Regions from separate parts of the Homo sapiens genome. Here all the other regions are linked to region 4. A link is a loop called in an ENCODE intact Hi-C map of the cell type or tissue named here. Cell type or tissue: endothelial cell of umbilical vein. All regions are shown on one strand. Links, peaks and the distances in the headings refer to the core of each region. The heading gives the core; the rest is flanking DNA.

Region 1 (6,057 bases), core at 507-5,506, 76 kb after region 4:
TAGGCCAGGCGTATTGGCTGACGCCTGTAATCCCAGCACTTTGGGAGGCCGAGGTGGGTGGATCACAAGGTCAGGAGTTCAAGACCAGCCTGGCCAAGATGGTGAAACCTCGTCTCTACTACATATACAAAAAAATTAGCCGGGCGTGGTGGCGGGCACCTGTAGTCCCAGCCACTCAGGAGGCTGAGGCAGAGAACTGCTTGAACCCGGGAGGTGGAGGTTGCAGTGAGCTGAGATTGTGCCACTGCACTCCAGCCTGGGCGACAGAGAGAGACTCATCTCAAAAAAAAAAAGACAGTGAGAAGGCTAAAGTGAATCCTGAGGCTTTGGTTCATTGAAACTGAACCAAAATTTCCAATGGAAATTTGAAGGAATTGGAGGTCACCAGTATGAACTCAAGGTCTTTAAAAATTAGACAGACAGGATGGATGGATGGATGGATGGATGGATGGATGGATGGATGGACGGATGGACAGACAGACAAAAATAAATATTGACTTGTGTGTATGTAAGGGATAATGCACATACATACATTTCCTAGCTCTGTCTGCTGAGAGAAGACTAGAAGCAGTACATCTCAACAGCAATAAGCACACCTAGCACCCAGATCTTGGTTTCTAAATACCATTATCCAGCAAAGAGAACCAACCTCCTTGGAGAAATAGTTGATTCCAGGAAGAATATACAAACAAGATGAACCCAGAGTATCTTCTGTTGCCAGAAGTGTCAAAATAAAGTAAATAAGTGTCCAAATATCATGGGGGCATGTCAAAAGGACACAGAAGTTAACCTGAAGTTCCCAATAGCCAAAGCTAGAACCATCCAAGCAACAAAATCAACAACGGTATCAGATTATGACACAGAGAATAAAATAAATATCTGAGGCCAACAAAATAAGGATCTAGTACCTGAGACTGATACCAAAAATTGTTGAATAAGTAAGTAAAAAGGGGAGAAAGGAAAGTTCTTCCTTATTGAAGACTTCTCATTAATAAATGTAGAAGAGGTGCAGGAAACAGAAAGTCACCACGAAGCAGACACTATTGTAATAACTGTTACAGGCAAGATCTGGCAATGGATGCTAAAATTAGAAAATAAACACTTGAGGAGAAATAGGATATGCACAGTGTCAAAGTATCTTCCGCAATATGTTATTAATTACAAAGAGAAAAATAGTAACTTGACAGTGGAGAAACTTGGTAGATACCACCTCAGCCAAGGGACCATGGTCAACATCATCAGTAATGAGATACACCAACACTACAGTCCCTTCATATAAGATGCTGTGTCAGGGGTCCCCAAGCCCACACAGATTCAATGATTCACTAGGCTAACTCCCAGGACTTGGCATATAATCAAAGCTAAGATTTCTTACAGTGAAAGGCATATGAAATGAAGTCACAGGAAACCAGGCTCAAGCTTTCACAAGGATTCTTCCAGGGTAGACACACAGGATGTGCTTAATTCCTCCAGCAACAAGTTGTTGACAACATGTGTGAAATGTCATCCACCAGGGCAGCTCATTAGAGGCTCAGTGCTCACGGTTTTTATGAGAGGCTGGTCACACAGGCATTCTCGGTACACCAAATTTCCAGACTTCCAGCAGAAAAACAGCATCAACTACACTGTCTGCACAGCCAGTTTAGGCACAGTGAGCCACCATTAACAGTTGGGTAATGGGAAACCTACTGAAATTTAGGTTCCCAGCTGCCAGCCAAGGGCCAATGTTCCAAGCAGACTTTTCAAAGGGCAGCAGTCAGGCCTGCTGCGTTAATGCTTTTTCTGCACAGATGGGCATTTTAGCTTCTGCTGGGAAAGTCTACAGTAACAGAAAAGCAGAGGAGTTCCATTTTCCAGGGTCAGGTTTGCCCCTCTGCCAGCTCTCCAGCCATCGTGTCCTTCCAGACAGGTTCAAGCTTCTGACACACGGTCCTTGATCAGCCAGTCTGGTTCTGATCACCTTTTGAGGGATGAGGGAAGAATGCTTATAGGCTTTGCCATCTACGCTGAGAGTGTTTCCTCAAGCCTCAGCACATCACTCCTCTAGTAAGAACGTCACTGCCTTCCCATTACGTTAGAATAAAACCTAGAGTCATCATGCTGCTCTCCAATTCCAGGCTTTCTCATGAAGGCCATGAAGATCTTCCCATCTTGGAAATCTTAACTACACAGGCTTCCTTGTTCCTTCTCAAGCCCAGCCAGCATATTCCCACCTCAGGGCCTTTGCACTCTCTGTTCCCACTGCCTGGAATGTCTTTTTCCCAGGGCTCAGCATGGCTCACTCCTCCATCTTACTCAGTCTCTTGAATCATTGCACTATCTGCAGTAGAACCTACACTCCCACCCTTAGTCGCTCTAACCCTCAGCCTTCTTTTCTTTCCCTTCACAGGACACATCACTACTTGGTCTCCCCAGTTTTGTATTAAGCTGTTTGGCTAACGCCTCTGCCTTCCAGCCTCCAAGAACGTACGCTCATTTGCATACTTTCATTTACCATTTTTAAAGGAGCTGCACCATACAGTGCCTACACCATGTGCCTCATAAATATTTGCATAATGTCCAAATGAACCTATAAAAGGAAAGAGTGAGGCCGGAGAACATGGCTAGCATTTTCTGAATGCTTAATATGAGCTAAGCATTGCGCTCTGTTTCACAGATATCTTTTTCTTTAAGTTCTCACACACACAAAAAAAACATTTTACAGATAAGAAAACTGAGGTCCAGAAGTGAAGTAACTTGACACTGCTAATAAACAAAGTCAAGGTTCAAATCTTTCCCATGGCACAGCTGCTCTGCCGCCTCCTTAGATTTCTCTAAGGACCAGCCCAGCTCCAGAGGACTAGGTTTTATGGGAGAAAGAGAAAAGAGTGAAAATATGAATAATTATAAACGAATTAGCCATCATTCAATTAACCAGCTCTTTGGCCCTGCCCTTGCACCCTTTTCAGGAATTACTAATGAGACTTCCTGCCTGGTCAGCATGCTCAGTTGCTGTTTATGTCAGGGAAGCCTGTCCTGTTATGATTTACATTTGCATCATCACATGCCTGCAAAGCAGATCACAGGCAACCAGCCGAGTGCCTGGCAGGGGCAGAGAGAAGCCTATCCCAGACAACAGCTGTCAGCTGCTCCCTGCCTGCATGACTTGCTACAGGGCTGTGGGGAAGGGGGGTCCTGGGCAAGGCCCCGACTGTCCCTCTCTCACCCCCTATTTCCACAAAGGGGAGATTTCCTCGTAGAACTCAGCAGCGCCCGACAGAAGGTGAAAGACTGACCCTGCCTGTCTTTAAAGCAGCCCTGACAAAGGCAGACAGGGTGACTCTACTCCATTGAATACTTGAATTCACCACTTCTCAAGGATCTGGTCCACAAACTTTTCAAAGCGGCAGCTTTCATTAGCAGGAAGATGGGGACCAAGGGTCTCCTGTGAGTTGGGTTTATTTCCTGATCTAAGTCATGTCCCCACTTTTTAGAGCCTACTTCCCACAGTCCTGGAATTCACAGATCAGCAAAATAAAAAATAAAAAAAGTAGATGAGAGTGGAGGAAAGACTAATACAATTGCCAACTTTTTATTTTACACAAAGACTTACAAAAACACCAGCAATGAGCTCTACTTACTAATACCCTAAATAAACAGCTGCCTTAGCATCCGAAATACAGGAAGGCAAAGTCTCAGAGTAAAGAACTCTCCACCCTGAAAGGGTAGAAACTTTATAGCTACATGTTCACTAGATGTCCTTATTTTTCCCATTTCACCAGAAGCCAGTGACAACCAGGTCATAAATCAGAGACAGTCCTGGGACCCATATTTGGGGTCCACGTGAGAACTAGAGGGGGCCAGGAGGCATTCCAGTGTCTCCAGGTTGTGATATCCTAAGGACAAAGACTCGTGTAACAGCTGGGGCACACAGGCAGTCCACATAGGTGCACTCAGTAACTAATTCTCACGTTCCACAGATGACAAAACTGAGGCCCAAAGAGGCAACTGGACTTGCCCAAAGTCACATAGCTATTTAGGGTCAGACTGGTCTATAGTCCAGTTCTTCTGCTCTAGAGTCCAGCTTCTTTTAACTACACTACACTTTAGGCAGGGTACCCTAGAGCCATACCTGATCAAACCCCTCATCTGGGACAGGTACAGGAGAGACTCCCAAGAAAAAGCCCTTCTCCCACAGGAGCAGAACTGTCCAGGCCTTGTATAGAAGGCTCTTCCCCAGACATCATGCCTGTAGCTCCCAATCTGTCTGGGAAGGGCTCAGGGCTGCTCAAGGTCCTGGAGGATGATGGAAACTTCAGCATGGGCTTGCTGTCTCTGGCCACCTCCCCAGACTCTTCCCAGGCAGCAATCATACAAAAGAGCTGGACAGAGGCTGCAATGTGGAAGCCTCTCTGTTCCACCAGAACAGCCATGAAGTCAGCTAATCAGACCTGCTGCATCTCTCAGGCTATGGAAACAGCTCCTGCTGTAGCTGTGGGTCTCCAGGATCTCTCTTCTAGACCTCTGTGGTTGGCCAAATGAGCAACAGCTACTCACCTTCAACCCCTGCTCACCTCCCACTCCTGCCCCAGGATCCTGCCAGTATGTGGCTGAGAGAGCCCAACGAATGAGGAGCTGTTCCACAATATCACCACCCTTGCTTTTATAAACACAAGACATAGCTCACTGTGAAAAAGTCAAACCATGGAGGAACATACAAAGACAGATGTAAAATTTATAACAAATTGCCACCACGTGGGGAAGTATTCTGTGGACATTTTGGTAAACATGCTCTTACAGCATGGTCTCAAAAACTAGTGTGTGCAAATGGATTGCCCCAGGACCTTGTTAAAATGCAGTGGGTCTGGGGTGGAGCCTGGGATCCTGCATTCCTAACAAGCTCCCAGGCGATGCTGCTGGCTCCAGGTACCACACTTCCAATAGCAAAGGGCCACTGTCTTGTTCACTGTGTATCTCCAATGCCCAGAGAAGTGCCAGGCACACAGACTACTCAATAATTACTGACTGAATTAATAGGCAGAAATCCGAGCATGCAATTTTACTTAAATGCACCCTTAAAATATATGCTATCCTGAAACCTGTTTTTGCTACATAATATGTTGTGACATCTTTTCTTGTCAATAACTACTGGTACACATCATCATTTTTAATGGCTAAGGGTAACTTTACTGTGTCTATGTATCCATAAATCCCGTTACTGATGGACATTTGGGGTGTTTTCAATAAACAATGCACAGCCAGATACATATATTATTTTTCCCACTTGTATATTATCTCGTGAAAGTATAACTGCTAGGTCAAAGGACATGCATGCTTTACATTTTGGTATCCTTTTGACTGTTGACTGCCTCCTCCCTGAGGAACTGGTATTGTCTTCTGGCCACAGACAGCTATGAGAAAAGCCTCCAGCCTAGGATTGTCTGCGATGGGCTGATTCTCTCAAGTTGGCAATGACGCTCCTAGAAGCACAAAGGCTGAGATCATCCCATGGTTCCTCTGCATTTTTGTTAAGTTGCTCCTTAACTGCTGCTGCGCTCTATTATTCTCCATCCATCTCTGTCTCTTTTCATTTTAACATCTGTGTATTTCATTATTCTGCAAAGTAGGGGACACTCCTGTCTGGTCAAGGAAACCATGACTCTTCTTTTTATCATTCTAAATTTGCACCGGGTACAGGGCATCGATCTTTGCTGGAATTGGTTTCTCTGGGTTGCAGGAATCATGGCAAAATGCAGCATCCTCCTTCTGTGAGATGCTCCTTGAGTTGACTTTCCTGGGCTACATGGTCTCCTTTGACTAAGGACCTTGACAAAGGGCAAGGGCAGGCTCTCGCTCTTAGGACTGTCCTACTTGCCAGTATTTCTCCAGAATTCCCCATCCTCTGGGGCAGTGTTGCAGAGAACAAGTCAGTGATCCACCTGCAGCAGGATCCCCAGGGACGCTTGTGAATATGCAGATTCCTGAGTCTCTCCCCTAGGGGAATCTGCATTTTTACTAAGCACACTAAGGATCTCAATGGGCACTAAAATGTGAACATCCTGCTCTGACCGATTCTAC
Region 2 (5,000 bases), core at 1-5,000, 340 kb before region 4:
TAGATTGACTTAACCTGGAAGGCTAATTATTTCTCAGCACATCAACTAAAGTCATTATATTCTAGAAAATAAGGCTTACCCTTCTGGGGCATATGAGAAACTGAGCACCAAATCCTCATGTCCTAATAAAAGATTTGTTCTTTAACTCTACTGACAAGAAATTTTAATTAAATTGTCATGCTGCTGCTGAAAATTTTTGTAAGATTACCTTTGGAGAAGTATAGCCTCGGCAGATGATGTCCAAAGTAGATACAGGTGTACCACCTCAGGATAAAAGGAAGGGATTTGAAAAATTATTTTTTATATACTACCCTGCTCTTTTAAAGAGCTGGAAAGTTGAATGAATCTCATTATTACACTGGGAAAGAGAAAGAAAATAGCCTTTATATATTACTCTCACTTTCACTCACTTTTGCTTTGTACAAATTGATGTCCTTATTTGTTTATAGTGAAAAATTGCTTTTTATCAAAATTAGTTGTTTTCACTTTTTCAGATATTCTCATGCTTTAATTATATTTCTCTAATAAAATTCAGATCCATGACCAGAACTGTCCTTTGGCAAATGTCATCTGTGAATACTGCAATACTATACTCATCAGAGAACAGGTATTATTCATTTTCATAAATTATTATTTTCATAAACAGCTTAAAGAAGTGAATTAGGTTTTTTAATTGAAAATTTAAATCAATAAGGCAAAGAAATACAGATTGAAGAAGTATTAGAGCTGTGTGAAAATTTTTTATATAAATTAATATAAGTAATAAATACTTTCAGGGAGAACAAAACATCCAGCCCTTTTTAAGTACTTAAAATTCCTAAGTCATTAACATAATACCTGTGCTTTTGTATATTCATAAAAATTCCCAACAAAACCAATTTTAAGATAAAAATAATCAAAAGTAAGGGTCCCCATTTAAAGAAAGAAAAAACTAAGATATATATATATATATTTACACACTGTGAAATGAGGATCTCAAGTGTCCAGAGATTGGCTGAAAGAATAAGAGGGAACAGCGAAATAAAGGAAGGCAGTTCTGTTCAGTAGGAGAATAATATTTGTAGCTGTAATCCCTGAGGCATACAGGGAAGTTTTCAGATTTTTAGGACCTGTAGCCCTTCTGTTCAGTTGTCCTGTAGGCCACTGACCGGGCATCATTAGAAGTAGTAATTGTAATAGAAAATTATATGGTGGGGTTTTTTTGTTTCTTGAGATAGAGTCTCACTCTGTTGCCTAAGCTGGAGTGCATTGACACAGTCATGGCTCACTGCAGCCTCAAATTCCTGGCTCAGGCGATCCTCCTACCTCAGCCTCCCAAAGAGCTGGGACTACGGGCGTGCACCACCATGCCCGGCTAATTTTTTATTTTTTTAGATTTTTTGTAGAAACGGGGTCTTGTTATATTGCCTAGACTGGTCTCGAACTCCTGAGCTCAAGCAATCTACCTGCTTTAGCCTCCCACAGTGCTAGAATTATAGGTGTGAGCCACCAAGCCCAGCCCAAAGATTGTTTTGACTATTAGTAGAGAAAGGAAAATTCCATCTGATTGCTATCTTCTGACATTTGGGGAGTTTACCCACAAAATATGAATATTAACCATTAAATATTTATATACCCATGAAATCTGTAAACCCAGAGATCATTATTGATATACCTTACTGAGAAGCAGCAAGCAAAACCTGTCACTGGACAAGTTTGTTAACCTTAAAACTTTTTCATTGGTTTGTTAACAGTCTCTTAATTTTTCCAACAAAGCCTTAATTTGAAGGTGTTAAACATCTTTTGCTTATGAAGTCCTAACTCGTTTTCCTTTTTGCTGTCTTTTAACATTTAAAGGAAACCATGCAACAAATTAAAACCCAGCAAAAGAAAATACAAGAAAAAACCCTAGGCTAAGAGTCAGAAAACCTGGGTTTTAGTCCTAGGTTTAAACTGTGATTTTAACTGTGCCCTCTCATCTTTAACAAGTTGACATTCTAAATAGATCTGGGATCAGCAAACTGGCCTGCCAGCTAGATCTGTCTCTCTACCTGTTTTTGTAAATAAAGTTTTATTGAAAGACAGTCATACCCATGTGTGTATGTCTTGTGTATGGCTACTTTTGTATGACAATGGTAGAGTTTAATACTTAGGACAGAGGCAGTACAGCCCATATTTACTATCTGATCCTTTACAAAAAATTTTATTGGCCCCTGTTCTACACTGTTCCCTCTTGAGAAATGAAGGATTGAATTATAATAAATGGTCTCTCAGGTACTTCCTGTTTGAAATATCTACAACTATAGCTACATTAAATTTCTAAAGGGAATTTGGCACCTCTTTGAAAAAATATGATTGAGTATAAAGGATCTTACCTTAGAGAATGTGTCTTAGAGTCCCAAAATCCAGGACTGAGACTTTTTTTAGAGCTTCTATTAATGTGTTTAAAGTACCTTCTAACATCTGAGTCTCCCCATTGTAGCTAAAATATGCCCAGCTTAACAAAAGTTAAGAAGATTGTTGAAAGGTGGTCAAAGATGATTTTTGAGAGGTGGTCATGAGGCAAGTATGGGTGTAGTCAGTGGCTTCAGTGCATGCAGTTGACTGGTTCCTATTAAATGGCCTAGACCATAGTGGGAGTCTTAATCCAGTTTGCACTTGTAGCTATTGTTAGGTGTTTTTTCTGTAAAGTGCCACTAGAGGGTGCCAGTTCCCAGCAAGAGGAACAAATTCATTTTCTTGAAATGAATTTTGGATAATTGGAGGGGATATTATGAGATGTTGATATTTCCTTTCTCTATAACTTTTGAAAGTAGATGTTCTTTTAATTTTTGTGGGTGATGGTTTATGCTGCACCTATTCAACTGCCAATGTGGTACAAAGCAGCCATTGACAATACAGTTTAAATGTGATCGCATCAAACTAGAAAATGATATGCAAGGAAGAGATTTTTCAGCCTTTGTTTTGGATTTCAGATGCCTAATCATTATGATCTAGACTGCCCTACAGCCCCAATTCCATGCACATTCAGTACTTTTGGTTGCCATGAAAAGGTAAGGTTTTTTTTTCTTTTAATTCTTGAATATAAGTAAAAAAAAATATTTACATCATGTAGTGGAGAATAACAACAAGAATGTAGATGTAGTTGTAAAGCAGTGTAATAAGTGATATAATAGAGTTATTCATGGATGCTGTGAGCAGAAGCAAAGGCATACTTAGCAATGCCTAAAGCATTCAGACAGACTTGACAAAACATGATGCTTTGGGCTGAATCTTGACAGGTGAAATAGTTTTCCAAGAAGACAAAGGAGAGAAGACCAGTGAGAAAGAGTGAGCATGGTGATTTGAGGAACTACAAGTAGTTTGTGTTGTGCTAGTTCAACCCAATAGCAATGTAGATGATTTGAGGTGGAGGTGGGGGTACTAGTACCTGAGCTGTTGGAATACCTAAGTGAAGACAGCTTGAATTATGGCGATGACCGTCAAGATAGACCTAGGAGCCAGTACATATTTAGGAGAGAAGATCTACTGCCTGTGTGACTAAATAAATGTGATGAGTGAAGGAGAGGGAGGCGTCTAGAATGACTCTTGGTTTCTGGCCTTTGTCACTGGGTAGATGGAAGGGCCATTCGGCAAAAAAGAGTGAACACAGGAAGAACTGACTGGAGGTAGAGTTTAAAAAAAAAATCTGTTTTAATGTATTGAATTACAGATAATGACTTCACCCAGCTAGGGAACAGGTGGGATGACTGACATGCATTATGTGCTGTCTTAAGCCCCAAAGAGAAATTAGGACTCAGAGTATTGATTTGGGAAAGTGATTTGTGGTAATAATGGAAGTTGTGATTGAGATCATATGGCGTATGTACAGGAAAGAGAAGTATGCCAAGGAAAAGAGCCATGAACAAACAGTATAAGAAACAGATGAACCAGGCAAAGAGAAAGTAGTATTATGGTCTCCAAAATTAGTTTCAAGATTCATGATCAGTAGTGTCAAATGTCTGAGATTGATCATTGTTTATGATATGTCTTTCTTTTTGGAGAGTGCAGTTACACTTTTGGTTTTCCATTATACTTTTTTTTCCCTGACTTATGTGTAACAAACATACATTTAATAATTTAAAAAATAAAATGAGCAAAATGGTATGGTTGTATTTTGTGGGAAAATTCTGTATTGTGCTTAGAGAAAAAGAAAGAAATAAAATGTTAATGGAAGTTAGGTGAGATATTAGGTAACACCCTTTTTGGTCATCTATATTTTCTAGGTTTTTTAAAGACTATATGACCTTTTATAATAAAAATTGTTGTATTATGAATGTTTTTCGTATAATAGGGTGTTCTTAATGACCTTAGAATGGCATGGTGCCAGGAGAAATTCCAATTTGCAATAGATTTGTATACTGGGAATTGCAGACAATACAGGTAGACTATATTCTTGACTTTAAAAAAAATGGTATTAATATTAACTAGAGAGAGACAAAAGCTCTTCAGAGAGGTTTGTCCTTTTTTGATGGGAAAGACTTCAATAATTGTATTCTAAAGGAAAGTGTTAGAGGAAGAGATGTTTAAAGATGAAGAAAAATCACTGAGTAAAATCTCTGGGGTGTCGCAACAGGTCAGGTAACATTTAGAGCACAGGTAGAATGTTAATCTTGGAGAGGACAGGCATCTCAGTTAGAAAAGAAGGATGTGTGTAAATACATTTTTTGTAGGTGGGAGGGAGATTTATGTGAGTGAAAGCTGGGAGAGTAGTCATCAGATAGTCTGTTTTTCAGTGAACTAAGAGGCAGAGTCGCCTCATTGGATCAAGAATCTGTTGAAGGCAAAGGAAAATTGTAGAGAATTGAGGGAAGTGGTGTGACTACTTGAAAACTTCTTATTTGACCTGGCCAGGTCCTTTTCCTACTCCTCACGGTATCTATTCCCAGCCTAAGGCTTGTGCTTGATTTTTAGATGCAGAGGAATCACTTGGCACGCCACCTACAAGAGAACACCCAGTCACACATGAGAATGTTGGCCCA
Region 3 (6,057 bases), core at 524-5,523, 93 kb after region 4:
CCATCACTGTCTATTGATAACTGGCTATGTGCTAGGCATTGTGCTAAGCATGGGTGGATAGAGCCTTTCACAAGGCAGGGGAGGTCTCACTCTCAATGGTGCTCTAGTCAGGGGAGGATGAAAAAGAAAAAACAAAAAACAAATCAGGCAGTGCTAAGTGCTAGGTGGTGATGTACGGAGATGTGATAGTCGGCAACCGTACAAGTAGTTTGGGTGTTGAGGAAAGGAATATCTAAGGCAGAAGCAGTTCCAGAGAGGTTTAGAAGACAAGAAGTCAGCCAACCAAGGGTAAGAGGGGACAGCAGCCAGGCAGAGGCAACATCTCAAGAACATACCTAAAGCCTGGGAAGAACTTGAAACAGAAAGAAGGGTTGTGGAGTGGGGCTGAAGCAGAGTGCCCAGGGATGGCAGGGGAGGGTACAATGAATCAGAGAGGTCAGCAGGAGCCAGGTCAGGTAGGGCTTCTTCAGCCTGGCTAAGGAGTTTGAGTTCAGAATTCTAGCTGTGATGAGAAGTCATTACAGGGGAGTGACCTTATCTTTTTTTTTTTTTTTTCTGAGACAGGGTTTCACTCTGTTGCTCAAGTTTGTGTGCAGTGGTACAATCATGGCTCACTGCTGCCTCAACCTCTCATGCTCAAGTGTGCCCCAGCCTCCTGAGTAGCTGGAACTACAGGCATGAATTACTGACCAGCTAATTTTCTCATTTTCTGTAGAGACAATGTCTCACTATGTTTCCCAGGCTGGTCTTGAATTCCTCGGCTCAAGTGGTCCTCTTACCTTAGCCTCCCAAAATGCTGGGATTACAAGTGTGAGCCACTGTACCTGGCCTGATTTATCCTTTATAAAAGACCACTCAGCTGCCCTGTGAGAAATGCTCTGAGAGCACAGAGGGAGGCACAGAGGGAGGTAAAGGAAGCAGGAAGACCAGTCCAGGGAGTGACAACAGTGCCTTACACTAGCACAGGAGTGGGGAAGACAGAGAGCTGTGAATGAACTCAGTATCCTCTAAATCAGGGTTCCTCAACCTCAGCACTCTTCACACTAAAGCTGGATAATTCTTTGTTGAGGTGACTGTCCTATACATTGTAAGGTGTTTCACATCTTTCCTAGCCTCTATCCATATACACCAGCTGCAACCCCAATTGTGACCATCAAAAATGTCTCTATACATTGCCAAATGACTATGAGGGTTAAAATCACCTCTGACTGAGACCCACTGCTTTAGAAGTAGAGTTGACTGGGCTTGCTAATGGATTAGAATAGGGAGAGTGGGCAATTACTAAAACAGAGGACTCAAGAAGGATTTCTAAGTTTTTGTATGTAACAAGGTAAGATCATCTCAGACATTCAGAGGGCTCTCCCTCTATACCAGTGGACTGGGTTTTGATTTGCAGTGCCACTAAATCATTCATTCATTCAAACAGTCCACAATGAGTGTCAGCCAAACCCGATGCCAGGGATGCAAGCATAACTTAAAGAGCTCGCAATCTGACAGAGACGCAGACCTATAAGCAAATGGAGTTGATAAAGTAGGTCATATGCTTCAGAAAAACCCCCAAGACTGACCAGAAGCGTGAAGGAAGACGTGGCTCTTTGCTTCTGGGGGAAGTGGTGTGAGTGCTCCAGTGAGATTCCAGTGTTGTGCCTGGAAGACAGAGGCACAGAGGGAAATGGCATGTGCCACAGCACCAGGGTGTGAGACAGAGCTGGCGGGCGGAGAGCAGGAGGGAAGGAGCTGCTGCTGAAGAGACAGGAGGGACCAGCCAGGAGGGCTCTCTAAGACACACTTGATTTCATGTGCAATCTGGGAGCCACTGGAGGGTTGTTGTTATTATTCCTACTACTTATTACTAATGATTAAAGGAAAATCAAAGAGACATCTCCTGAGTGCTCAGAGGGCATCAACCCCAGTGCTGGGCGCTCCACTGAGATGAGGTACTTCATCCCTCCTCCAGATGAGAAAACTGCAACCTAAAGAACTCAGTGACTTGCACAAGATTTCTTGGCTGACAAGTGGCAGAGCCAGGATGTGAACCCAGACCAGCTGGCTCCAGAGTCCACGTTAAGCAAGGAAATGGTGACGCAAATGTGTGGTTTCGGACAATCATTCAGGAAATAAAAATATCTGAGGATCACTAGTTTATGGAAATAAATGAGCAAGGGAAAATGTATTAGATGGAAAGGTCAGAATTCATTTCCAGGCAACTGACGATCCAGGGAGGAAGACCAAGAAGGTAGAAGGGCAGCCAAGAGATAGTGGGCAGAATCTCAGCAAACAAAGGAGAGAAGACGAAGAGGCAGTCTGCAGTGTCCAGTACCGCTTCAAGGCCAAGTAATAGCGTATTTCAACATTTGCTGGATCTGACAACTAAGAGATTCTTGGAGCAAAACATTACTGTGGAGGATGCAAAAGCCAGGTGCAGAGGGCCAAGGAGTCACACACTGGCTACAACAAAGGAGAAGGAACAAGAGCCAGTGGGACACTAGCTTGAGGAAGAGTTTGGGGCCAAGGGACAGACGAAAGATGAGGAGGTAAAGAAGTAATTACTGCGAGGAATTCACAAACTTGAGTGTAGATTAGGCTCCCCCGGCGAAACAGGATACAAGTGGGCTTCTGGCCCCATCCCAAACCCAATAATCAATGTTTCCCAAGTTGGCCTCAATCCACCAGGGACCCTGACGATCACAGGAACCACTGAGTGAGGCGGCGTTTCTCATAGTGTGGTTCCTGGGACACTGGCAGTTTCCTGAGTCTATCCTAGGCCTCCTGATTGAGAATATCCCAGAAAGGTCCTGGGAAGCTGCTTACTGAAGACTCCAGGTCATTCTGATACAGCCAGCTTAGCTCCCTGAAAATCATAAACTCTAGACCCTTGTGGCTCAAAGTGTAGACCTCAGACCAGTGCATCAACAGTCACCTGGGGGGTTGTTTGAAATTCAATCAGCCTTACCCCACATACCTACTGAGCCAGACTCTGCATTTTACCAAGACCCCCATGCCTTTTGAATGCATATAAAGTTTGAAAAGCTCTGGACTGCAATACAGGGAGGATTTGGGGAGTGAAGGGAGAGGTATCGTGTACCCTCCTGCCAGACATATTTAGTGGAGAGTGCCCTGAGAATGCTTGCTGCTAATTTTAACAGGAGATAGCAAAGTGTTCCTCAAAGAAATCTCCTTCAAGGTTCTGATGCTTCAAGCCACTGCTGCACCCTTCAGGGCTGAGGAGCTAAGTCAATCATGATTTCAGACATTTAAAATGCAATATCTTTTTGCGGCAATGGGAAAGTATTGCACTTTATGCATTCCGAGAGCTCCAAGTGAATCCTGAAAACCTCCTCCATACAGACCTGCCGTGGTGTGCACTTACCCACAGGGGGCAGCACAGCAGAGTGGTTCAGTGGCTCAACTCAAGCCAGAATGTCTGCTTTCAAAACTTGGCTAGGCCACCCAAGTGCCTCAGCCAGTTACTTAACTTCTCTAAGCCTCAACTCTCCAACTGTATAATGGGGATACTAGCAGAACTTAGGTGATGTGAGGACTGAATGAGATCATCCATGCAGAGCATTGGGCACAGTGCCTATTATATAAAATTCAGTTGCTGTTTAAAGGCAGGCTGTCAGCCAGGTGCGGTGGCTCACACCTGTAAACCCAGCACTTTGGGAGGCCGCGGCGGGTGGATCACAAAGTCAGGAGTTCGAGACCAGCCTGACCAACATGGTGAAACCCTGTCTCTACTAAAAATACAAAATTAGCCGGGCGTAGTGGCGCATGACTGTAATCTCAGCTACTCAGGAGGCTGAGGCAGGAGAATTGCTTGAACCTGGGAGGCAGAGGCTGCAGTGAGCTGAGATCATGCCACTGCACTCCGGCCTGGGTGACAGAGCAAGACTCTTGTCTCAAAAAAAAAAAAAAAAAAAAAAGGGCAAGCTGTCTGACCCCAGAACCCCTACACTACATGCTCACTTAGAGTCTCTACCATTTTGCATAACCTTAAAGCTACCCAAACTCATTCCTACATGTGCAGGTCCACCTGCAAGAAAAACATTCTGTATTTTCACAAGGAAGAGAACATTCCATTGAAAATTACAGAGGTCTGTAGTTGTAAGGGTGCTTGAAGGTAACATAACAGAACCACTTTATAGATGAGAAAACTACGGCTGAGAAAAGCGAGAGTGCTCACCCACAGCAAGAGTTCATTCTTTGCACCAAAGTATACTAACTAGGAAGACCACAGGCAAGTGTCTTTTAGCGCTGTGGTTTCTACCCTGCACACGGGCACTGTGGCTGCACAGGCAATGGCTGAACCAGGGAAGACTGGCCCTTCTGGGCCGATAGTGCCATCTGCCAGTCCCCCAGGCTGTGCTAAGCAGTGGGAGTGCCCCTAGCACCATGGAATTAAATGGAGAAGCCAGTGAGGCTGCCAGGAACCCTCTGTTTCTGAACATGAAAGCCCTTCATTAGCTTCTGCCTCTGGTTTTAAATCCAAGCAAAATATCTGGATACCATGGCTTGAACTGATGATAATAGGCATCTATGCAAGGGCTGAGAGAGAAAGAGAGGGAGGGATAACACTCTCCAAGAGTTCATACCCCTTGGGACCCAAATCAAAAAGGAGAAAAGTTGAGAGAATATTTCCCTTCAGAAGAAAAATTAATTACAAGCAGGAATTGGGGTCAGGGCAGGTGGAAAGGGAGGATATGAGGCTGTTAAAGTGAATCAATCAAGTGATCCTTTAAAAGTGCTGAGAGAGCAAGTGTGTGTGTGTGTGTGTGTGTGTGTGTGTGTGTGTGTGTGTGTGTGTGTGTGATCCATCCACACATCCATCCATCCATCCATCTATCCATCCACCCATTCATCTATCCATCCATGCATCCATCCATCCATTCATCCAACCATCTATCCATCCATGCATCCATCCATCCATCCATCCATCCATCCATGCATCCATCCATCCGTGTATCCATCATCAATCCATCCATCCATGCATCCATGTATCCATCATCCATCCATTCATCCATCCATCCAGGCATCCATCCATCCATTCATCCATCCATCCATCCATCCATCCATTCATCCATCCATCCACCTATCCATCCACACATCATCCATCCATCCATGTACCCATCATCCATCCATCTATCCATCCATCCATCCAAGCATCCATGCATACTTCCATCCATCCATCCATCCATCCATCCACCCACCCATCCACCCATTCATCTATGCATCCACCCATGCATCCATCCATCTTCATTCTTTTTAAGCAGCAGCTTCTGTTGATGTTTTACAATTCTGTTCTTCCATCAGCAGAGAAATCAAAGAACTGGGTGATGTCAATCCTGTAAATAGCCAGCATCTCTGGGAAGATGCCAGAGGGCATGTTTCTATTTAGAAGGAAAAGAAGGCTCAGTAAAGTAAAACCCCATGCTCTAGGTTCCATGCAGGGTCAAGAAGAGCTGCTCTTCTACCTTGCTCGGCCATGGCATACCGGTCTACTCTGGAATTCACTCACAGAGGTACTGTTTTGTTTTTAAAATTGCTTGTTTTGTTTTGATTTTACTCACATCCCCTGCAGTCATACAAAGGGTAAATACAATGCTGCTCCTATGTAATTTTCCTCAAGGCCAGCCTTAAATATAAGACTTCAAAAAGGATTGCCGGTTGGTGGGAGAAAAATCCTGGCAGAATTAACAAATTAAGTGATGACACAAATCTGCCTTTGTACTCCCACTGTCTGGAATGAAAAACAAAATATTTCTGAAATGCAGAAAATGGGGGGGAAACCTGGCACACAACCTGGGATATTAAACAGAGAGCGCAGGGAAAGTGTGTTTCACATATGCATTGTTTTCATAATCGTTTACACTTGCCAAAGTTTGGTTTGCATCAGAGGATGATTATACAATCCACAGTTTATGTTTTCTTCTGAAATATACCCTACAGGGCAAAGGGAAGAGTGCAGGATGGATGGACTCTAGGGAACCCCATCCATCACCTTGTCTGTGGGCATAGCTAACTGCTAGCATTAGGGTGACTCCTTATAAGAGTCACATG
Region 4 (6,057 bases), core at 607-5,606:
GTGTTACTAACCCCTTTGTTGGAGATCCTGAGGCTCAGAGTGAGAAAATAACTTGCCACAAATCCATGGTAAATGGCAGATTCAGGAGTGGAACCCAGGTGAGCAGGACCTCAGAGTATTCATCCACAAACCTTAATCATCCCTGCCTCAATTAAGAAAGGAGACTGCTTGATTGTACCCTTGACTGAAAGCTTCCTCTCCCTCTTTGTTGGAGGTCCCCAAGAGCACCCCAATTGTGAAGATTTGCTAAGAGGACTCACAGGACTCAGCATATACTTGTACTCACAGGCACAATGTATTAGAGCAAAAGGTTACAGAGCAAAAATAGCATGGAAAAAGGTGCATGGAGTAAAGTCTGGGGGAAACCAGGTGCAAGCTGTCAAGCGTCCCAACTATTTATCCTAAAACAGACCTGCTATTTCAACTTTTTTCTGCACACCTTTCTGTTAGAAAAGCTGATCTGTGCAAATGGCCAAAGGGAGTTGGAAGCAGACAAAGCCAGAAGTATAGATGAAACCCTCCCTGAAAGAAGAATGGATGAATTTGTAAAACAGACTATATGGAGGATTTTTTTGGTGGGAGTGAATAGGGACACGGGTAGGGGCTGGGTGATTTCATTATGAAAGAGGTTTGGAAAGGGGAAAGCACTGGCACCAGCATCAGAGGACCTAAGGCTCTGTTTGACTTAAGGTCAATTCCTATCGCTAACGAGCTGTGTGACTGTGGCCAAGTCACTTAACCTCTCTGGTTTTCTCATCTGTAAAATGAGACGAAAGCTGAATTAGATAAACCTCTAATGGTCTTTCTGTCTCTGATAGCATCTGGTTTTATAACTGACTAGAGATTTTCTTTAAAATGGAAAGATTCCCTGGTGAATTTAGAAAATGACTCAATTCCACACAGCTTTCAGGAGCACGTGTATCACAAAGTGAGACTCATCTATGGATTCTTTAGCTAAAGGAAAAGGAAAGTGTGTGTTGGAGGGAAAGAGAGCATTTCTCAGCCAAGTGGCCAATTTGCGGTTTCAGTTCCCTTAGGAGGCGTTTGGAAATTCAGCATTCCTTGGTTCTACCAGTTTTTACCTCACTCAGGAAAAGGGAGTTGGATGGGCTGGTTTGGGAAGCTGGTGGTGGTCACAGAAGTCACTGCAGACACTTTGGGGTAATTTTCTCCAAGTCATCCAGCTAAAGTGTTGGGGTCAAGTCTATGAAGCTCTCTGGTAGCCCCAGCTCATGATCTAGCATTTCCTTGTAGTGGTACTAAGAGACAAGACAATAGTACTCAGTGGGCTGGGAGGAACTGTTTATTTTCCTTCCTTTTATTCTATTGATTGATTGTAAAGTCTAGCCTGCTTGGTAGAATTCATGCTAGCGCCAGGGTCTCTACTACAGACACTGATGTGTAACTGGCACTAGACAGGACTGGGGATTTTGACCAATATACATTTATCAAGCTCAATGGAGGAGGTGGAAGACTAAAAACAATTCAAAGTGGGATCCCGCCCTCACGGAACTTAGCATCTATTAAGGAGGGAGCGGAGTGCCATGGAAAGACCATGGGCTTTGGAAAGAGACCTGAGTTGACTACAGCCCAGCCCAATTGTTTACTAGCTATGTGGCCCTGGGCAAGAAACTTAACATTTGTAGCCTTAGTTTCCTTCTTCGTAAAATGGCGGTAACAGAGTCCAACTGTTAGGGCTGAGATTATCTATATGAAGGTCTTGGCACAGTGGCCAGCAGTGCCTCTCTTCTGTATTCGATGTAAATGGCACCCCCTGAAGTTTTGCGATGTGCACCCCTGGCCCATCTTACTACACAATACTGTGTATTGTGTAGTAAGTGCTCAATACACAGTAGCTGCTATTATGACTGTCTCTAATGTTACCATGTGGGTACATCAGAGCTGGGATAGAATTCAGGTCATTCCCAGATATGAGCATGATTCACTGAAACAGCACCATGTGAATTACAATTTGAACAACTGGAAACCTCTGGCCTGGCTAGACTGGTGAGGGCGTTCTAGACAGACAGAAAAGTGTGCCTGAAAGGTGGGAAACCAAGGATTGTTCAGAGGTGCCTATGGGTGCATGTGGTGAACAGATCAGACCTCGGAGAACTTTCCATGTCCAGTAAGAGATTCAGCTTTATGCTACTGGCAATGAGGGGCTATTGTGTGTTTGAACACAGACAGCAAGACAAGCAGGACTGGGCTTTCAGTGACAAGGACTGGAGGTCAGGAAGGCTCATTAGAAAGCTACTGCAAAAGCAGGAGGTAGAGAGAAGGCCAGAATTTGGGCATGGGCATTCAGCTTCAACAAGGGATCTTTCTTTCTTTCTTTCCTTTTTAATTTTTTATTTATTTATTTTTTTGAAACAGAGTCTTGCTCTGTTGCCCAGGCTGGAGTGCAGTGGCTCAATCTTGGCTCACGGCAACCTCTGCCTCCTGGGTTCACACCATTCTCCTGCCTCAGCCTCCCAAGTAGCTGGGACTACAGGCGCCCGCCACCACGCCCGGCTAATTTTTTTTGTATTTTTAGTAGAGATGGGGTTTCACTGTGTTAGCCAGGATGGTCTTGCCTTTTTTATTTTTTTTTAAAGAGACAAGGTCTCGCTCTACCACCCACGCTGGAGTGCACTGGTACAATTATAACACACGGCAGCCTGGGACTCCTGGGTGCAAGTGATCCTCCCACCTCAGCCTCCTGGGTAGCTGGGACTACAGGCGTGTGGTACCACGCCTGGCTAATTTTTAATTTTTTTGTAGAGATGAGGTCTCACTTTGTTGCCCTGGCTGTTCTCAAACTCCTGGCCCCAAGTGATCCTGCTGCCTCAGCCTCCCAAAGTGTTGAGATTACACGTGTGAGCCACTGTGCCTGCCTTCAACAGGGAATCTTTAAAGAGTAATATTCATGCCTCATTTATGGAACAAATATTGTTCTCAGTTCTCAGATACCGGTGTCCAAGACAGACACAGCCACTAGGAGGCAACATTGTTCTTCCCTAGAGATGGGACACCACACAGTCCCCAGGTAAACGATACCCCCTGCAGCCTGGTGGATAGTTCAAGAAAGCTGTTTTGGGGAATGAAAAAGGACACCCCACCTTCCACCTCATCCTACCACACTCCCTATTCCACCGTTCACGCCTGCCCTGGCCTGGTGAATGCCAAAGCAATGCTGTAAGAGAGACCCAGGGCTTTAGCCCTCAATTCAGCCACATTCATGAGTCATGAGTCATGAGGAACATGAGTCATGAGGAACAGTCATGAGGAACACATTCATGAGTCATGAGGAACAGACGCAGAGCCTCAATGGGGCCCCAAGTCAGCAAGGGATGCACCTGCCCCAGCACTTCTGGAAGCTCTGGCACTGTGTTCAGTGCCCTCATACCCTGGTCACCAAGCCCCAGGAGATGGTTTTCTACCCAATTACCAACTGAGACAAACGTGGCAGGACACTACAGCGCTGGGAGCCACAGACCCTGGCCACCAGCCCAGAAGCAGACTCACAGCTCTGACATTTTCAACAGGTAGATAGGAGCAGCGAACAGATTCAAACTCCCTCTCATCCTCATCTCTCACCAGCTGGACAACACTGCTGTGCAGGGACAGCGTCTCAGACACAGACGGTGCTTCTTGAATCATTTGTCTTTCTGGGGCCTTCCAAGTTGGGTTATTTTGTCCTATCCTTTCTAGCGACTGCATACTGATACTTTCTTTCCCCTTTTTCTCTTGCTTCCTGCCAACTTAACTTTATCCAGGATGGTCTTTGCATTTGTTGTGCCCACAACTCTCCAACCGCTATTCTTTTGTAGATTTTATCTGACAGATTTCATTTTACCTTCTGCACAGGCATCTGACCATCCCCTGACGTCTGATGTCTTCTCCCCTCCCAGGCCTGAGTGCCTGATCATTCCCTCAAGAATCTTGCAGAAAGGCCATCTTCCCTGGCTACTCCCAAATGGAGTTCAAAGCTCCCCTTTTCTGCTACCTTGGTACTCAACAGAACTCATCATGTGGGCATGAGTCTGTCCCTCTTCTTAGATAAGGAGTTTCCAGACGCTGTGGCCAGGTGTTCTCTCTTTATCATCCCAGTGTGCGACATGGGGCCTGGTTCATCATACGTATCAACACAGTTGGCTAAATGGATGGATGCACAAGGTAGACTGAATGAAGGACCATTTCACTAACTTCATTTGTCTCTCCTAGAGCAGCTGCCACCACCATCTGTTACAAAACCTTCAAACTGAAATGTTACTTCAATTCCTTTCCAACACTTTCTGCCTACCCAAGCCAGGGGATGCCTCCTTCACAGAGCTGGTCATCTGTGGGTAGCAGAAGACAAGTGAATGCACCATGTCCCTCAGACCTTTGAAGATATAGCTTGGGAGTCTTGCTGGGGTAAAGTGGTCCTGGCTCCATTCCCTGGCTGCTTCATGTTCCCAAGGGTCATACAAAGACCCAGAGTCTGAGACTGCAGAAAACCCCAAGACGGCCCTATCTCCTTCTCCTTGGCTGTCACTCAGATTCCCACCCAAACCTCCTCCAACTCCATGACTCTAAACACAGGATAGACTGAAGCATTCCCTTCTAGTTCTACTGGTAAATATAACTGTCAGAAGATTTTTCCAAAAGCAGGCAGTGAGAGAAAAATCATAAAGGCAGCAAAGTCCTCGTTAGGGAATAGAAAAGTTGGATTTGCCACCAAATGAACCGAGATGCCCCTACAGTCACCCCAGAAAATACACCCTGAGTGTATCGAGATAGTCATCTGAGCACTCGCAGATGTCTCCTTCCCGCTTCCAGATCCCTAAAGTGACAGGGCAGGGGTTAAAACACAAAGATCACAGGGTTGAGAACCAAGGAGAGGACCATCACTGGGCTCCTTTTCTAAAATCCCTATGCTAGATATATAACATTTATTTAATAAGAAAAACAGAAACAATGAAAACAATCTGGCCAGGTGTGGTGGCTCACGCCTGTAATCCCAGCATTTTGGGAGGCCGAGGTGGGCAGATCACTGAGGTCAGGAGTTCAAGACCAGCCTGGCCAACATGGTGAAACCCCGTCTCTACTAACAATACAACCATTAGCCGAGGCTGGTGGTGGGTGCCTATAATCTCAGCTACTCGCAAGGCTGAGGCAGGAGAATCGCTTAAACCTGGGAGGTGGAGGTTGCAGTGAGCCAGGATTGCACCACTGCACTCCAGCCTGGGCAACACAGTGAAACTCTGTCTCAAAAGAAATAAAAATAAAAATAAAAAACAACTAATGGAAAAAAGGAAAAGAAATAAAGGCCCAGGCAATAAAGACTCAAGCTGGTGGCTCACCCTTGTAATACCACAGGGCATATGCAAAGTCAGGTATTGCTTTGCAGTGATGTAAGAGGTCAGAATCACAGGAGTCTGGCAACTGCAGTGTCAGATACATCATACCACAGCCCCATGAGGAGATATTCTGAAACACTGATTGTTTTAGGAATTGTTAATAACTTGAGAATGTGTACATGATACTATGTGTAGGGGGTTGAACTGTGTCCCTCAAAAGTTATGTCCATGTTCTAACCCCTGGTGCCTGTGAATATGACTTTATTTGGAAAACGGGGTCTCTGCAGATGTAATTGAGTTAAGGAACTTTAGATGAGATCATCTTGCATTTAGACTTGACCCTAAGTCAAATGACTGGTGTCCTTTTAAAAGTAAATAGAGGGGCCGGGTGTGGTGGCTCATGCCTGTAATCCCAGCACTTTGGGAGGCCGAGGCGGGTGGATCACAAAGTCAGGAGATTGAGACCATCCTGGCTAACATGGTGAAACCCTGTCTCTACTAAAAATACAAAAAAATTAGCTGGGTGTGGTGGTGGGTGCCTGTAGTCCTAGCTACTCGGGAGGCTGAGGCAGGAGAATGGCATGAACCAGGGAGGCGGAGCTTGCAGTGAGCCGAGATCATGCCACTGCACTCCAGCCTGGATGACAGAGCAAGACTCCGTCTCAAAAAAAAAAAAAAAAAAAAAAAAAAAAAAAAAAAAAGTAAATATGGGGGCCAGTCATGGTGGCTAACG
Region 5 (6,057 bases), core at 638-5,637, 660 kb after region 4:
TAGGAGGAGAACCAGGAAGGAGTAGGGTTCTGGAAGCTGGGGGCAGTGTTTCAAAGGCAGAAAGGTCACATAGGATGAAGGCAGTAAAGAGGTTTTTGTGTTTGATGGCTAGCATGCGATTGGTGACCTGAGCAATAGCAGTTTCATATAAAATTTGGCAGGGCGCAGTGGCTCATGCCTGAAAGCCCAGCACTTTGGGAGGCCAAGGCAGTGGATTACTTGAGCCCAGAAGTTCGAGACCAGCCTGAGCAACATGGTGAAACCCTGTCTCTACAAACAATACAAAATTAGCTATGCCACTGCCACTCTAGCCTGGGCAGAGTGAGACAGTTTCCAAAAAAAAAAAAAAAAAAAAAAAGGCAAGATTTGAAGTGTGAAAAATGGACAAAAAGAATACAGACAACTTTCTTTTAAATAAGCTTAATCAAGCAAGGAAGGGGAGAATTAAGGTGATAGTTTATATGAGTAAATAAACAGCTGTGGAAAAATACCAATTAAGATGGGAAAGGCCGGGTGCAGTGGCTCATACCTGTAACCCCAGCACTTTGGGAGGATGAGGCAGTCAGGTTACTTGAGGACAAGAGTTCAAGGCCAGACTGATCAACAAAACAAGATTCTGTTTCTACACAATATTAAAAAAATTCAGCCAGGCATGGTGGTGCATGCCTGTAGTTCTGGCTACTCAAGAGACTGAGGAGGGAGAATCGCTTCTGCAGCCAAGGATTTTGAAGCTGCAGTGAGCTATGATTACACCACTGCATTCCAGCCTAAACAACAGAGCAAGACCTCATCTCTGTCTCTCTCTCAAAAAAAAAAAAAAAAAAAAAAAAGATGGGAAAGGGTTAAACAGGTTTTAAGCTAATGTGAGTAAAGTGTCAGTAGGAGAGATTAAAAATATTACATATTAGAGTAAGACTAACTGAAGAAGTTAAGACCATGTTATCCTGAAGGAGAAGAACTTCCTATGAGATCAAGAACAAAAGTGAGAGTTAAAGGAGAGGGAGCTTCCTTTTCTGTCCTAGGCTGAGACAGGAGGAAAAGAATTATTTATAGGTAGCATATCTTGTTTGTTAGTAATTATATGGTAGGAACTGTGCTGAGCACTTTATGTGCCATGTCTTGTTTCATCTGTACAATCACCCTATGAAAATACATACTCCCATTTTATAGATAATGAAACTGAGGCTCAGAGCTGTGAAGTAACTTGCCTGAGGCCGTACACTTTGGGGTAAAGCCCAGGACGATTCCAGACCCCTTACTCTTGTTCTTAACCACAGTCCTAGTCTGCCTCCTGCTGGTGAGTTCTCCCGTTTTCTCTGGGAAGTAGGGAGTGAAATATCTGCTGAGAATGAGTAGAAGTGAGGTTGGGGCTTGAAAGTACCAAAGGTTTGGGGCAGCCACTTGAGGAACAAGAAAAGGCACCAGCTGGTGTTAAGCTTAAAGCATATCCAAGCGAGACGGAGGACCCAGTCGAAGCCAGAGTTCCTAGGGAGGTGATGCAGTCAGTTAGGACGTTGGCTGATGCTCTCTGGAAGTGCAGCAGCAGAAGGGAGTAAAACCAGTTGTTTTGTTGATCCAAGAATAAGCTGAGACATGACTGACCAAGGATCCCAGCTGGGAAGGACATGAAATCAGAAAGAGCCTGGTAGAGGGGCAATAGGGACAGGAGGTCTTAAGTGGAAAAGCAGGCTTGGTGGTAATGAAGTAATGGAACACATAGGTGGAATGGGTATTATGGTCAGAGAGTAGAGTTTCTAAGTTGAAGCTTTCAGGGATGGTGGTGATAAAGTGTTCAGTTTTTTTTTTTTTTTTCTGGGTAACTAACAATCTCAAAGGACAAATGTTTGTTCTTTCTCATGGGTCTGTGAGTTGGCAGGCATTCCACTGATTTCAACTGGGCTGACCTGGGCTGGTTGTGCTCCAGGCTGCAGGGCTTAGGCAGAAGGGACAGCAACCATCAGGGGATGCTCTTCTCAGGGTGGGTCGCAGAAGCACAAGAGGTCAAGCCAAACACACAGGTGCACATAAGGCCTCTGCGCACATCACACTCACCCATATTCCACTGGCCAAAAGAAGTCACATGGCTAAGTTCCCAATGAGTGAAGTAGGGAAGTATATGCCATCCCAAAGGAAGAGGGGTGGATAAATATTTCTAAACAATACTTCAGTCGCTCCATGTGAGTAAGGGGGTTTGTTCAGGGTGCAGGGGACAGGAAGGAAAGAATATTTGCATGCAAGAAGTCAATACAGCAAATGGTAACAAAACAAGGATAGCAGTCACCCAAATGTTATGAAACAGAAAATATTAATATTCAGAAATCCTGAGCATGTGTCTTTTTAAATAGCACCTACTGGTCAAATCTTGGGTTGCACCTTGGTGTAAGACGCTGTTTATGGAGCCTCATTGATTGGGCTGGTGATTGTGTCCATTTGAGGGTCCAGGCTTTCTCAAGGACAGCAGAACTGGCTCAGAGCAACCAGTCTATCACCTAGGCAGGCAGAACAGAGAGCTCACACCTTCGTGCATTAATCTACCCATCCAGTCAAAAGATATTTCTTGAATGGATGCTTCTAGGTGCTGGATGTACAATGATAAGCCAGACGGGCATGGTCTCTGACATCTTAGAGCTTGCGCTTTAGAGAGGAGATTTTTTTTAAAGTTAAAAAAATAGAATGTGGTCAATGCTATGAAATTGAAAAAACAAACTAATGGTCAGATTCTATCCGATCTGTGTTGGTTCAGTTTTGCTTGTTCAATTACGTTATGCTTGTTCTGAGAGCCTCATTCCACACAGTGTATGTTACCACTGCCATGAGCACTGATGGAGCATTTCTTATGGAGCACTGGGCTGGTCACCAGGGAACACAATGATTCCGCAATGAGTTTACAATCCATCTGTGAAAACAGTGCTTGACCATAAGAAGACATCAATATGATGTTATTAGGTTCTTATCACCCTCACCTCATACTGGCACTAAATAAATGTGTAGGGAATTCATAGGAAGAAGTAATTCATTTCACTCTTTGTTGAATGCCTGCCTGGTGCTGAGCACTATGCTGCCTGCCTACGTTAAGGGTCGCCTACATATGGCTGGGACACAGCGCCGGAGCCCCATGGCAGTGCAAGCATTTTCCCACTAGATGGCGCCCAAGCGATCCTTTCAGACAACGTTATCCTGAAGGCGCTTCCTTCTGAGTGTCTCTGAAGAGCCTGGGCATTTTTTTTTCCTGAGTACCATACAGAGCCTTAGAAGGAGGGAGGAGTGGCGGGCAAGTGCCAGAAGGATCAGAGCTGTTTTATATGTGGGTTAGAGAGCATCTGGCACTGAACAGATGCAGTAGCACCTTTATTTGCTCACTGTCCTTGACAATGTTTATATTACTAACCTAACTAATGACAACCTTAAAATTCATTATGGAATTGATTCATGCATAACCATTGGCAGGTTGTATTATCCAGGAGGATGGGCAAACGGCCTGAGGCTATTGAGCCCAGGAGAGAACTTATTCACATCTTTCTGCCCAGGAAAGATTGGTTTAGTAATCTCAGAATATCCAGACTAAGAGCTACTGGCACTTTATCGCCATTAAAAAAAGAGCTGTTCTTTCTACCTTTCTCCACTCTTTAATGTAAAACCTTCAATTCTACAGAGAGTTGAAAGAATAGTATACATCCATATGCTCCTTTCCAGGATTTGCCACTTTTTATCATTCTCCAACATCTGGCTCTCTCTCTCTTTTTCTGCACTTTAAGACTCATGAATTTTAATTTTTTTCTGTTTCATAGTGTTATCATAATTTTTCTTTTGATGCTTAGATTGTTTCAGATTTGGCCCGTTAAGCAGGCTGCACCTCATTTCTCCTTGAGCACTTACTTGCATTCTACCCCTGACCCTCAAATGTTTTAAGTTCACCTTGATTTTCTATGCCCAGGTCTTGAAACAAGCTATTTCTCCCTGCATCCTGGTTTCTTATAGTGGGAAATTGTATTTAGGAACTGCGATTTGGGTGCTGGCTATTAGAGGTGCTGATATCCAAAGTCGAAACCAAGGCTTCCTCTTAGGGTTTCTTAAACTCAAAAGTTGCGTTCTGAAGTGGAACCACTCTGCTGACTTCCACTGCTGACCACTGGACTGGTGTTGGTTTAGCTTGGCCCTAGGCTGAGTTCCTTGGCCATCAAAAAAGATGAGCAGCAGGAGGGCCCAAGAGCGACCCAGAATGCCACACTTCTAGCTGGCATGGCAGTGATCCCAGCCTTTCAGTCCCTGAAGGATACTGGGCATCTAAGGAGGTTAGGAAAGCAACCCAGATGAGAGGATTTATGGGGAGAGATTATAGGTCCTTAATACATTTATCTTCTTAGTCATATTTTGGACAGAGGCAGAGAAACAGAGGAACTGGCCATAAGCCATGCCCAAAAATGTTTGTAGGGTGAGTTATCGGAGAGGAAGAGGATTTGTGCAGGCCGATTCCTGAGCCATAAGTAGGAATGATTAAGAGCAAACTTAAGGGGAGTGGGGAGAAGGCTTACAAAGCTGTGTGTTACTGACTTTCGGGGCTGCCCTCCAGGGGAGCTGCGGAATCGCCTAGGGTGGAGTTACTGAAAGCTGCCTCATCTCGCTCCAGACTTTTGTGTCCTGATGCTCCCAGAAAAAGAACAATGCTCAGGTCGATTCAAACTGGGGATGGTATTAGGTGGCAGTTAGCAGCCTGGGCTTGGATTTGAATCTCTGTTTCTTTCCTGGCTTTGGGCAAGGTTACCCAATCTTTGTGAATCTCAGTTTCCTCATTTACAAAATTGGGATCCTCATAGTGGCCTTGAGAGTTTTTGTGAAGATTAAGTGAAGAACTGTCTATAAATCCCTTAATATGGAGTCTGGTATATAGTAAGTGCTCAATAAATGGTGGATAGAGTCTGGTATATAGTAAGTGCTCAATAAATGGTGGATGCTATTCTTATAATCCAGAGCCATGAAATGAGCTCTATTTGTTAGTTGTTGTTTTGGGTGGCAGGGGAAGAAATCAATATAGGGCCAGAGAAGAAAGATAATAAAAGAGAAGCCTTTAAGGTTAGAGAATACACACTGGGCACAAGGAGGTAGTCTTCACCAGACAAAGTATTGTATGGCAAATAGTATTTTATATTTTATGTGCTGAAGCTCTTTGACCACAGAGAATTCATGTTTAAATCTTTGCAGAGGATTTTATGTTGTTAAAGAACTCATCAATCATAGCTCAGCTTCTGGTGAAGGTATAGAAGGATGTGAAAGACCTTCCCTCCTGCTCAAACAGTAAGAAATCACTAGATTAAACCAAAGAAAATAACAGTTTTCATTAAAACCATAATATGAAATCTAAAAGAATTTAAACTCCAGAGGGGTGAATTCTTCCAGGATGAGCAAGAGATTCGGGATGCTTCATACTTGAAGGCAGCTGCTGCGGTTGGGGGCAGGGCAAGTGCAGGAAGGGGCCTACCAGAGAAGGAGGAGGAGAAGACAGGAAAACTTTTGAATCTATGGGCTGACCAGTTGAACTTAAATCTAGAAGAGACTCCAAGGCAAAGACAATCCTCTCCACCAAGTATTTTATTAAATGGAATTTGCCTGTGCAAGCAGAGGCTGGAATGAGGCTACGAAGCAGGAGATCTTGGGATGTTGTCACCTTGCAGCTTTATAAGCTTGTGGTCTCAAAGTCTCACAGTCTCATGGGCTCACAGCTTCCCAGTCTTGTAGTCACAGGAGTGCAGGAAGCTGGGGGAAGGAGGAGATGAAAATCAAAGAGAGATTTCCTTAGGTTTATGGGGTTTGAATTTCAAGGCTCTTCTGGTGAGATTATAGCTTCAGTCCTGCCCCAAATCAGCTTAACCCTTGATTGGGTCAAACTGATTCATCCCTGATCAGTTCTCCCACCAGCCTAATAGAGGAGAGGGCGTTTGCAATCAAAGGAAACAATAGATCTCTTGTTGTGAACAAGCAAGGAAATAAGATCTACATTCAAGAGAACAACCAGTCAAAAGAAATAGAGCATGGGTGATGAAATGGAAATTTTCAAACAAG

What was found. Hi-C counts contacts between places; a loop is a spot of excess contacts. Peaks named below come from ENCODE experiments on the same cell type or tissue, not always from the same donor. Only the 100,000 strongest peaks of a DNase experiment are listed, where the experiment ranks them.
Region 1: it touches region 4 in a loop (5-fold over the local background); 2 of 110 quality-filtered maps call a loop at or near these places.
Region 2: a loop joins it to region 4, with 3 times the contacts of the local background. A loop is called at or near these places in 2 of 110 quality-filtered maps.
Region 3: a loop joins it to region 4, with 9 times the contacts of the local background. A loop is called at or near these places in 23 of 110 quality-filtered maps.
Region 5: a loop joins it to region 4, with 7 times the contacts of the local background. A loop is called at or near these places in 12 of 110 quality-filtered maps.

The regions. Positions count from the first base shown.
Region 1 is chr11:36,070,631-36,076,687 of GRCh38, reverse strand. The region is part of intron 2 of LDLRAD3 (low density lipoprotein receptor class A domain containing 3); the gene reads right to left. All of the region lies in intron 1 of LOC101928510 (a long non-coding RNA gene), which reads left to right. Among named protein-coding and RNA genes, the nearest start is that of MIR3973, 64 kb to the right of the region's middle. In endothelial cell of umbilical vein, for the core only: no CTCF peak of the experiment used is centred there; DNase peaks (open chromatin) are centred at 1,427 and 3,057; H3K27ac peaks cover 2,711 bases.
Region 2 is chr11:36,490,583-36,495,582 of GRCh38, reverse strand. TRAF6 (TNF receptor associated factor 6) reads left to right here. Exons shown (of 7, transcript NM_004620.4): 5 at 536-607; 6 at 2,955-3,032; 7 at 4,933-5,000. Among named protein-coding and RNA genes, the nearest start is that of TRAF6, 17 kb to the left of the region's middle. In endothelial cell of umbilical vein, for the core only: a CTCF peak has its summit at 2,684 (motif pointing right); a DNase peak (open chromatin) is centred at 2,662.
Region 3 is chr11:36,053,857-36,059,913 of GRCh38, reverse strand. The region is part of intron 2 of LDLRAD3 (low density lipoprotein receptor class A domain containing 3); the gene reads right to left. Among named protein-coding and RNA genes, the nearest start is that of MIR3973, 47 kb to the right of the region's middle. In endothelial cell of umbilical vein, for the core only: a CTCF peak has its summit at 3,362 (motif pointing right); DNase peaks (open chromatin) are centred at 2,053 and 3,393; H3K27ac peaks cover 1,524 bases.
Region 4 is chr11:36,147,067-36,153,123 of GRCh38, reverse strand. All of the region lies in intron 4 of LDLRAD3 (low density lipoprotein receptor class A domain containing 3), which reads right to left. Among named protein-coding and RNA genes, the nearest start is that of COMMD9, 140 kb to the left of the region's middle. RefSeq lists enhancers at 3,075-3,254, 3,134-3,707, 2,647-3,846. In endothelial cell of umbilical vein, for the core only: a CTCF peak has its summit at 2,990 (motif pointing right); a DNase peak (open chromatin) is centred at 3,243; H3K27ac peaks cover 2,375 bases.
Region 5 is chr11:35,482,971-35,489,027 of GRCh38, reverse strand. The region is part of intron 3 of PAMR1 (peptidase domain containing associated with muscle regeneration 1); the gene reads left to right. Among named protein-coding and RNA genes, the nearest start is that of PAMR1, 40 kb to the left of the region's middle. RefSeq lists a silencer at 3,040-3,089. In endothelial cell of umbilical vein, for the core only: CTCF peaks have their summits at 1,294 (motif pointing left) and 3,130 (motif pointing right); a DNase peak (open chromatin) is centred at 3,167; H3K27me3 peaks cover 500 bases.